2 separate regions of the Homo sapiens genome follow, and region 1 is linked to region 2. Evidence: chromatin contacts called from ENCODE Hi-C data. All regions are on one chromosome and are shown on one strand. Each heading gives the region's core, a stretch centred on a gene start or an enhancer-like site at or near the end of the contact. The rest is flanking DNA. Distances are from core to core; before and after follow the strand shown. Region 1 overlaps LOC107985362 (a long non-coding RNA gene). Region 2 holds the start of SLC35F3 (solute carrier family 35 member F3).

Region 1 (4,235 bases), core at 826-3,325, 200 kb after region 2:
TTAGATGGTGGAGATTAAAACAGCGATTTCTTGTGGTGGTGGCGGGGCTGGGGTTGGGAACATTGAGGATAAGGTGGGAGCTGCCCATCTCAGACACTACTGAGATAGTGGGATGGGCCACATAAATGTCTATGGAAGAGATGCCTTTGCCATACAATTCCTTCAACAAATACTCATTGATCACACACCATATCTGGGGGTGTAGCTGAGAACAAAACAAAGCTCCTGTTTTGAGGAGCTTTAGGCTGTAGAGAAAACAGAAAATAAACAAGCAAGCAAATGGATGTTTTTAAGTGGCAAAAGTGCTATAAAGGAAACAAGTAGTGGGATGAGATGAGGGGAGGAGAACTTCAGGTAAGGTGGCATCAGAGCAGGAAGCTGAACTGAGGGTGAGTGAGCTGAGCTCAACAGAAAGGACTGTTGGACTGAGCCAGCCACATGGAGATCTGGAGAAGGGAAGAGGGCACTACCATTTTGTTTTTGTTTTTTATTGGATTTAAGACGTCACTATTGTACCTCTAAAAGAAAAAAAAAAACTGTAATTATAATTGTAAATTACAAAATTGATTGTAAAACACATTTTGATAACAATGAATTAAAATATGTTAAATTACATGCCTTAGCATCAATATATTAGTTCAAAAGCCCAGAAGTGTTAAACAAGCTTAGTGCTTATCTAAGCAACTGAAAAGAATCTGATATGTTTATAGTTGGTGAATGACAGAGAAAAAGATATGAGGTTTCAGGGGGGCAAAAGGATAAATCTTGAGGTCTTAGTTTAATTAAAAACGGGTGATGATACCATTTACTGAGATAGGAGAGATTTCAGGTTGCCAAGATGTCAATTTCAGACATATTTTATATATGTTAAGTGACAATTAAGAGAAGGAGGGTTAAAAGGAGACTTAAGATTCAGTGAAAACTCAAGGTTTATGAAGACTTTTGCTCCATATCCATCAGGAAACCAGAAATCCCTGAAATTAATAGCTGAATAAATAGAATAAGGTCAACATTATTTTTAACACATATTTTTATGTCATATGCATACTATGTCACCATAATCAGTAAACTGTTAAAGTGCCAGAAAATGCTTCTACATCATTTTCATTCTGACAGGAAGTAGATAGAAATGGCATGTATCTACGAAGCCAAGTTCTTTCAAAATTTACAGCTTAATTTCTCCAATTGTTTAGAGTGATAAATTTTTCACTGAGGCCATTGACCAGCACAATAATTGTGTCTACACAGCATGTTTATATCAAATACCATTGCATCTGTTATGTCCTGTTCATGCTGTGACCTTCCCAGAAGGCAGTTAGGGATTGAAACTAGTACGCACAATAGTGTAGATCAGAAAACTGATGTCAGGCTCTAGTGACATGTGTAGGTACTGGCAGAACTGGAATTAGAACCAGATTTCTACAGTTGCACCCCTGGTTCTTTGCTCCAAATGCTAAAGCCCTTGGTTATTTGATTTTCCTGTTGTCTTTATCCTATCCCCAGGCTCTATTTGGGTTTCTGTAGTGAAATTAAGGATAACCTCATCTGCATGCTGTACTTTCTTAAATAGATTTTTCTAATCTCCCATACTCCCACAACCATAAATGACAAAATACAAGCATGCTTAGGATCATTGTGCCCCACAATAAAAAAAGCTGTTGCTATGTTTTGGAAACAGATCAATCTTGGTATTTAAGTGTTGTTTGAACAAAGATTAACTGAGCCTGTTCTCCTCCCCCAGGTACTCAGACCCAGAACATACTGTTTTCACTCCAAGAGTCTGAATGTCTCTTTTCTGAGAAAGATGAAGAAAAAGTACTTTTTTCATGAATTTAATACTCATTAAAGTCAATAGTCGGAAAGCCTGGCTAATTAGCAGACTTCTTCAGAGGACTTTAAATAATATAGTTACTGTATTTTTATTATATTGAAATCTCCAAATATATAAAGTTAGAATCTTCAAGGTGGGAGGAAGAGGAGAAATTGGATTTCTCTAAGCTCCCTAGTGATTCTGATGATGACTCATTTGGGGAAGTGCAGCATTGAATGGCCCTTCTAAAATGAGGACAGCTATTTTTTGGACTAAGCACCCCTCCCGACTCTCCCCATTCCTCATCCTCTCAGAGACTTCTCTCTCTCAGATTGCCCCATCTGTCTCATGTATTATAATCACTTCCCCTCTACTGGTTTCTTCTCATACGTTTAACTTGTTCAAGTGCCTTCCATCTTTAAAAACAGTCAAGGCACAGCCCTTGATTTAACCATAGGAAGCCCGCTCCCCACCACCCTGCCATCAGCTCTCTTCTTCCTGTGTAGTGAGCACTGCTTCTTTGAGCTTCTGAAAGCTGTAGTCACTGCCTCTTGCTGGTAACTGAAAGCACATTTCTAAGTTCGCATATTCCCTGACTTCTTGACAGCACTCATGACTCGCCATCTCCTTTTCTGGAACACTGTTTGCTTGGCTTTCACAATATCATGCTTTTCTAGTTCTTTTTCCTGTTTTGGACACTGCTTTACAGAGAATTAACATTCCTCTTTTTCCCGCTGACCCTGAATCAAGAAAGAATCATGTTTCTTTCTTTATTTTTTATATCTTAACTTTTGAGGGGTAGATTTTCAAGCATACATAAAAGTGAAGAGAACAGGATAATGAACTAGGTGTACACATGACTGCATCTTATCAGTGCAATACACACTCATATTACTTTTTCTATACTTCATCCATTTTCTCCCTGCTCCCTGACTTGGATCAAATCCCAGACATTACATTATTTAACCTGCAAATATTTCATCATATATATGTGGGAATATATAGATCTCTATCACTATATATAGTGAGAATTTCTTTCAAAGAAAAGATAATCACAATATTATAATCTCATCAAATGTAGTTGTTATAATTCCTTAATGTCAGTCTAATAACAATCCTGTTTTCACAATTTCTTCTCTTGTAGATTTTTAAAAATTAATTTTGTTGAATTGAAATCTAAATAAGATACAGAGATAAAGATTCATTGACATGTCCCTTAAGTATTTTAGTTTATAGGCTGTCCTACTATATTCCCTGCCTCTTCTTGCATTTTATCTTGATTCAGTTGAAAACTCTGGGTCATTTGTCTTATAAAGTTCATGGGGTCTGCAATTTGGTGAAGGTGTCCTTTTGGCATTATTTAACATGCGTCTCTGTTCCTTGTATTTTCTAGAAATTATTGGTTATATCTAGAGGTTTGATCAGATTTAGGTGAAATTATAAAAAGATTCCGTCATAGGTGATTTTGTGAAGTTCCATCAGAAGGTACCCATCTGGTTTTCTCTCCTTTTGTGATGCTAGCAGCCACTGAATATGGTAATCTACTCCAATCATTAACTAAATTTCTTTTCTGGAATTATTCCAAAAGAGAAACTTTTTTCATCATGCATTTGGTTGTCCTGAGGTATGATTGTATAGGAAAAACAGGATAACCTACTGATACTTTCTGTTTAAACTAGTATTCAAAATAATAAAAGTAGTCCCCTAGTATTATCTAAAGATTTCAAAAGACTTTTAAAAAAATTATTGATGATTTTATGAGCTCAGGGATTAAACATAGTCAATCTGTTTCAATCCCTTGCAGTTATTCCAATTAATAATCAAATTTTCCTGCCTTTGGCTTGCGGCAGCGTATTCATGTTGAATTCTGGGTCACTTTGACATGACTCCAGTTGTCTTTGATGGTATCCTTTTTGTGACAAAATGTCCCAGGATTATAATTTCCTGTCCCATACTGGGAAACAGCCAGTTCTCCAAAGAGCTCTGGAACCATTCAGTGAGAAATGTATTTAGATGCAACATTCTGGGTGCTAAGCATGCCCATTAACCTGATCAATCTCACGTCTTTCCTTTCTTTCAGCATTGCCAGAAAACTCATTTCTCAGTGACACCATTGTAATTACTCATTTGATTATCCCGCAATACACATATAAGAGTCTCAGGAAAACAGTACCATCAGCATTATATGGTAATATCTACAAGCACTTTAATATTTTCTTATTGGGGGTACACTTTTTTCCATAGAGAATATTTTACTAGGTAAGAACAATAATATTGATATGTTTTAATTTTTCTTGAAGTGGTTCTTCTGTATGAGGTTATATCACCAAGTAGATATACAGTTATAATGTTTGATTATTACACATTGCTTTTCTTAAAATTTAATTTTGTTTTAAAGCTATTAAAATCAGGTTTCTTAAAGAAA
Region 2 (4,000 bases), core at 324-2,823:
GGCATCCAAAATGAAGACCCCAAGAATTGTCCTCTATCATCAGGGCTAGGAGATGCAAGGAAGAGTTAAAATCCTGGCTATGTAAGTCAGCATCTCCATCTGAGCCTGGTGAGACCTGACCGAGGGCCCTGTGAGACTTTCAGATCCGCGGGGAAGCCACACTGTCCGGGATACTTTGAGTTTCTGATCTGTTTCCCACGGTCTGCCACATAGGAGTGTCCTCCGTATTTGGCAGTGGAGAGATAAGGATACAGAGAGATCCTGTGTGTGGGAGAGGAAGGGGTGTAAGAGAACGCATCAGAACGCCTCAGAGGTCCAGGAGAACTCCGTCTCCGGGCCTCTTCCTCGAAGTTGCAAACCTGGGTCTGTATCAGCAGGCAGGGCGGGAGGGGGTGGCTGGACGCCTCACTGCGTGCGCTCCCCGAGGCTGCTGTGACAATGGTAAGAAGATGGACCAGTGAACGGGAAACATGACGTGAGGGGGTCTTACTTTTGCAGCTCGCTGCCCAGGGCTGGTAGCCATAGTAGCCAGTGATGCGCAGGATCCGCTCCTCGATGGACGTGAGCCCCACCGGCCCGCTGGTGAGATCCTCCACGGAGCGCGACCATTTCAGATCCTCCTTAATCGCCTCGTCCACCACCAAGTACTTGAGCTGCCGGAGCTGGGGGCTGATGTCGGACAGTCTCCGGGGGCTGACGTCCGGTGACCTCCTCATGCCACTGCGGTCGCAGGCGCCACGGGCAGGTGGGTGGGCAGGGGGAGCATGGACAGAGAGGAGGGGATTCGTGAGGAGCAGATCCCAGGGCGAGAGCAAGAGCGCGGCCGGGGCCCTCCGGGGGCGAGCGCCGCGGCAGAGCCCGCGCTCCTCCCTTCCCGCCGCCACTCACCCACTTCCCCGGGCAGCTGTCCCCAGTGCCCTATCCTGGGCGTCTCGGGGCAGTGCGGGTTGGGGCGAGTGGCGAGGGAAAGAATGACTGAAACTTCCCGAGCAGCTCCACCGCGCGCGCCGCCCTTCCCCGAGCCTCAGACTGCCCAGTGTCCCAGCTGCAAAGGGCTACCCCGGCGCTCCGGCCTCCCGCCCGCCGGCTCGCTCACCCACGCCCGGGGCGCTACTCACACGGCAATGCTCTTGCCCCTGGGTGCGCCGCTGGGAAACTCTCGAATCCCCATAGGCAAAGACAGAGTGGGACCGGCAGCTCCCAGACTTGAGGCGGAGGGGCCGCGGGCCGGAGCTCCCTGCAGCCGCTAGCCTGGGAAGACTGGAGTGCGCTGCCCACCGAGGGTCTGCGCCGCGCCGGCCGCCCCGGGCCGCTTTGTGCGCGCCCGCGCGGTCTGTACCCGAGCGCCTCCGCGGCGTGCGGCACGATGCAGGCGCGGCGGTTCAGCCCGGTGACTCCAGGCCGGCCCGCGCGCTCGCCGCAACGACCCGGCAGCCGAGGCAGCGCCGCGCCCCACGCCCGTCACCGTCGCCGCCGCCCTAGCACACCGCAGGCGTGAGTCTCGCCGCGACCGGGAGAGCCCTCCCAGCTGTGCGCTCTCGAGGCACCTGGTCGGGCGGGGAGGCGTCGGGTCGGGGCGCACAGGGGCCAGGCGGGGGCGCTGCTGCCCACTTCCCGCCTCCCGGGCGTGCGCTCCGCCCCGGAGCCCGCACCTCGCGCCCGCGCTCCGCCTGGAAGCCTTGGGGCACCGGACGCGCTCCTCCACCCTTCTCTTTTGACTCAAACCCTGCCGCTCCCAGTTCAGTACTTTTCTCTCTCTCTCTCACACTCTCTCTCTCTCTCTCTCTCTCTCTCTCTCTCTCTCTCTCTATGTATATGTCTGTCTCTCTCTTTCTCTAAATTAGCAAAACTACTTGGAAAGAAAGAAACCTGGTTCCATGCTCAGCATGCCAAGTGAATAAATGGCGTTTCATAGGCAACGCTGAGACACAAAATGTATTATCTATTACGCTGTGGGGATCTCTCAGTCAGACCTGGTCCTCAGAGAGCTTACTTTCCCACTGATGATGCAATTACGAAATCAGTTCTCTCTTCATAGATTTCCATTTTAAAAGCTTCTCATCTTTTTCCTTACCACCCCACTGCCCCCGACGGCCGAAAGGCATTCTCTTCAGACTACCTAATCACCTTTCCTAATATTATTTTTCATCGGGGCAAATTTAGAAAAGATAGAAGTATGTGGAGAAGAAAATATCCATTATCCAGCCAAAAATGACGACTTTCAATTATGAACGTATTCTCTTCCAGGCTTTTTTCCAACGCAAAATACAGTTGTCACAAAAATCGGAATGAAATTGTACACACTACTTTATGTACTGCTTTTTTTATATTAAAATCATATTGTATAGCAGCAAACTATGAATAGAGGGGAACTTTCTCAACTTGAAAAAGAACATTTACAAAAGCGTACAGCTAACACCATGCTTAATGGTGAGAAACTAGAAGCTTTCCTGTTAAAATAAGGAACAGGGCAAGTATGTCTCTACTCAGCAATCCTTTTCAGCATCATACTGAAAGTCCCAGCTAATGAAATTAGACAAGAAAAGGAAATTAAAAGTATACGTATTGTGAAGGAAAAGGTAAAAGAAAACTGTCTTTGCAGCTGACATGACTGTTGATGTAGAAAAATTTCAATTGACAAAAAAACTCTCCTGTTACTAATAAGCAATTATGGTAAGATTGAAGGATACAAAATTAATGTACAAAAGTCAACTGCTTTTCTATATACTAGCAACGAACAATGGGAATTTGAAATTAAAACCACAATACTATTTATATTAGCACACCACTCAAATGAAATATTTAGGTACAAATCTAATAAATATGTACAATATCTATATGAGAAAAACTACAAAACTGTGATGAAAGAAATCAAAGAACTAAATAAATAGAGAGATATTTTATGTTCATGGATGGAAAAATTTAATATTGTTAAGATGTCAGTTCTTCCCAACTTCATCTATAGATTCAAAGTAATTCCAATCAGAATCCCAGGAGGTTATTTTGTGAATATCACAAACTGATTCTCAAGTTTATATGAAAAGGCAAAAGACCCATAATAGCCAACACAATATTAAAGGAGAAGAACAAAGTCTGAGGACTGATATTGCCCAACTTCAAGACTTACTATAGTTACAGTAATCAAGACAGTGTGGTATTGGTGAAAGAGCAGACAAATAGATTAATGGAACAGAATAGAGAGGCCAAGATAGACCCACACATAGAGTCAAGTGATCTTTGACAAAGGAGCAAAAGAAATCTAATGGAGAAAAGATCACCTTTTCAACAAATGGTGCTAGAACAACTAGACATCCAATCACAAAAAAAAAAAAGAAAGAAAGAGAGAAAAAAAGAAAAGAAGCTGGATACATAGATACAGACCTTACACCTTTCACAAAAATTAACTCAAAATAGATCATAGACCTAAATATAAAATGCAAAACTATAAAACTCTTAGAAGATAAAAAGGAGAAAACCTAGGTGACCTTGGGTTTGTAAATGACATTTTAGATACAACATCAAAGGCATGATCCATGAAAGTAAAAATTGGTATTGGACTTCGTTAAGATTAATAACTTCTGCTCTACAAAAGACACTGTTAAAACAATGGGAAGAAAAGCTACAGACCAATAGAAAATATGTCAAATCATATACATGATTAAGAACTGTAATAAAAAATAAGAATAATTAGAACTCAACAATAAGAAAATGATCCCAATTAAAAAATTGGCAAAACAGCTGAACAAACATATCAATAGAGATGATATACAGATGGTAAATCAGCACATGAAAAGATGCTCCACATCATACATCATTAGGGAATTCCAAATTAAGACAAAAAAGATGTATTGCTATACACCTACTAGAATGAATAAAATCCCAAACGCTGACAACATCAAATGCTGGCAGGATGTGGAACAGCAAGAAGTCTCTCATTCATTGCTGGTGGGAATGCAAAATGGTACAGCACTTTGGTAGACAGTTTGAGTTCCTTACAAAA

Evidence for each region. A loop is a pair of places that touch in the nucleus more often than their neighbours do. Pooled maps may share reads with other maps.
Region 1: a loop to region 2 is called in a map of MCF 10A, with 2.8 times the contacts of the local background. The contact joins the enhancer-like site here to the promoter of SLC35F3 in region 2. A Hi-C loop is called at or near these places in 2 of 168 maps with a recorded cell type or tissue (K562 and MCF 10A) and 5 of 50 pooled maps.

The regions. Positions count from the first base shown.
Region 1 is chr1:233,702,536-233,706,770 of GRCh38, reverse strand. All of the region lies in intron 1 of LOC107985362 (a long non-coding RNA gene), which reads left to right. Among named protein-coding and RNA genes, the nearest start is that of MIR4427, 81 kb to the right of the region's middle. Within about 2 kb of position 2,075, at least 2 of the 41 ENCODE cell types and tissues checked have a DNase peak (open chromatin) inside an H3K27ac peak, as active enhancers do.
Region 2 is chr1:233,902,249-233,906,248 of GRCh38, reverse strand. SLC35F3 (solute carrier family 35 member F3) reads right to left here and starts at 1,573. Exons shown (of 8, transcript NM_173508.4): 1 at 1,119-1,573; 2 at 491-720. The coding sequence starts at 1,171.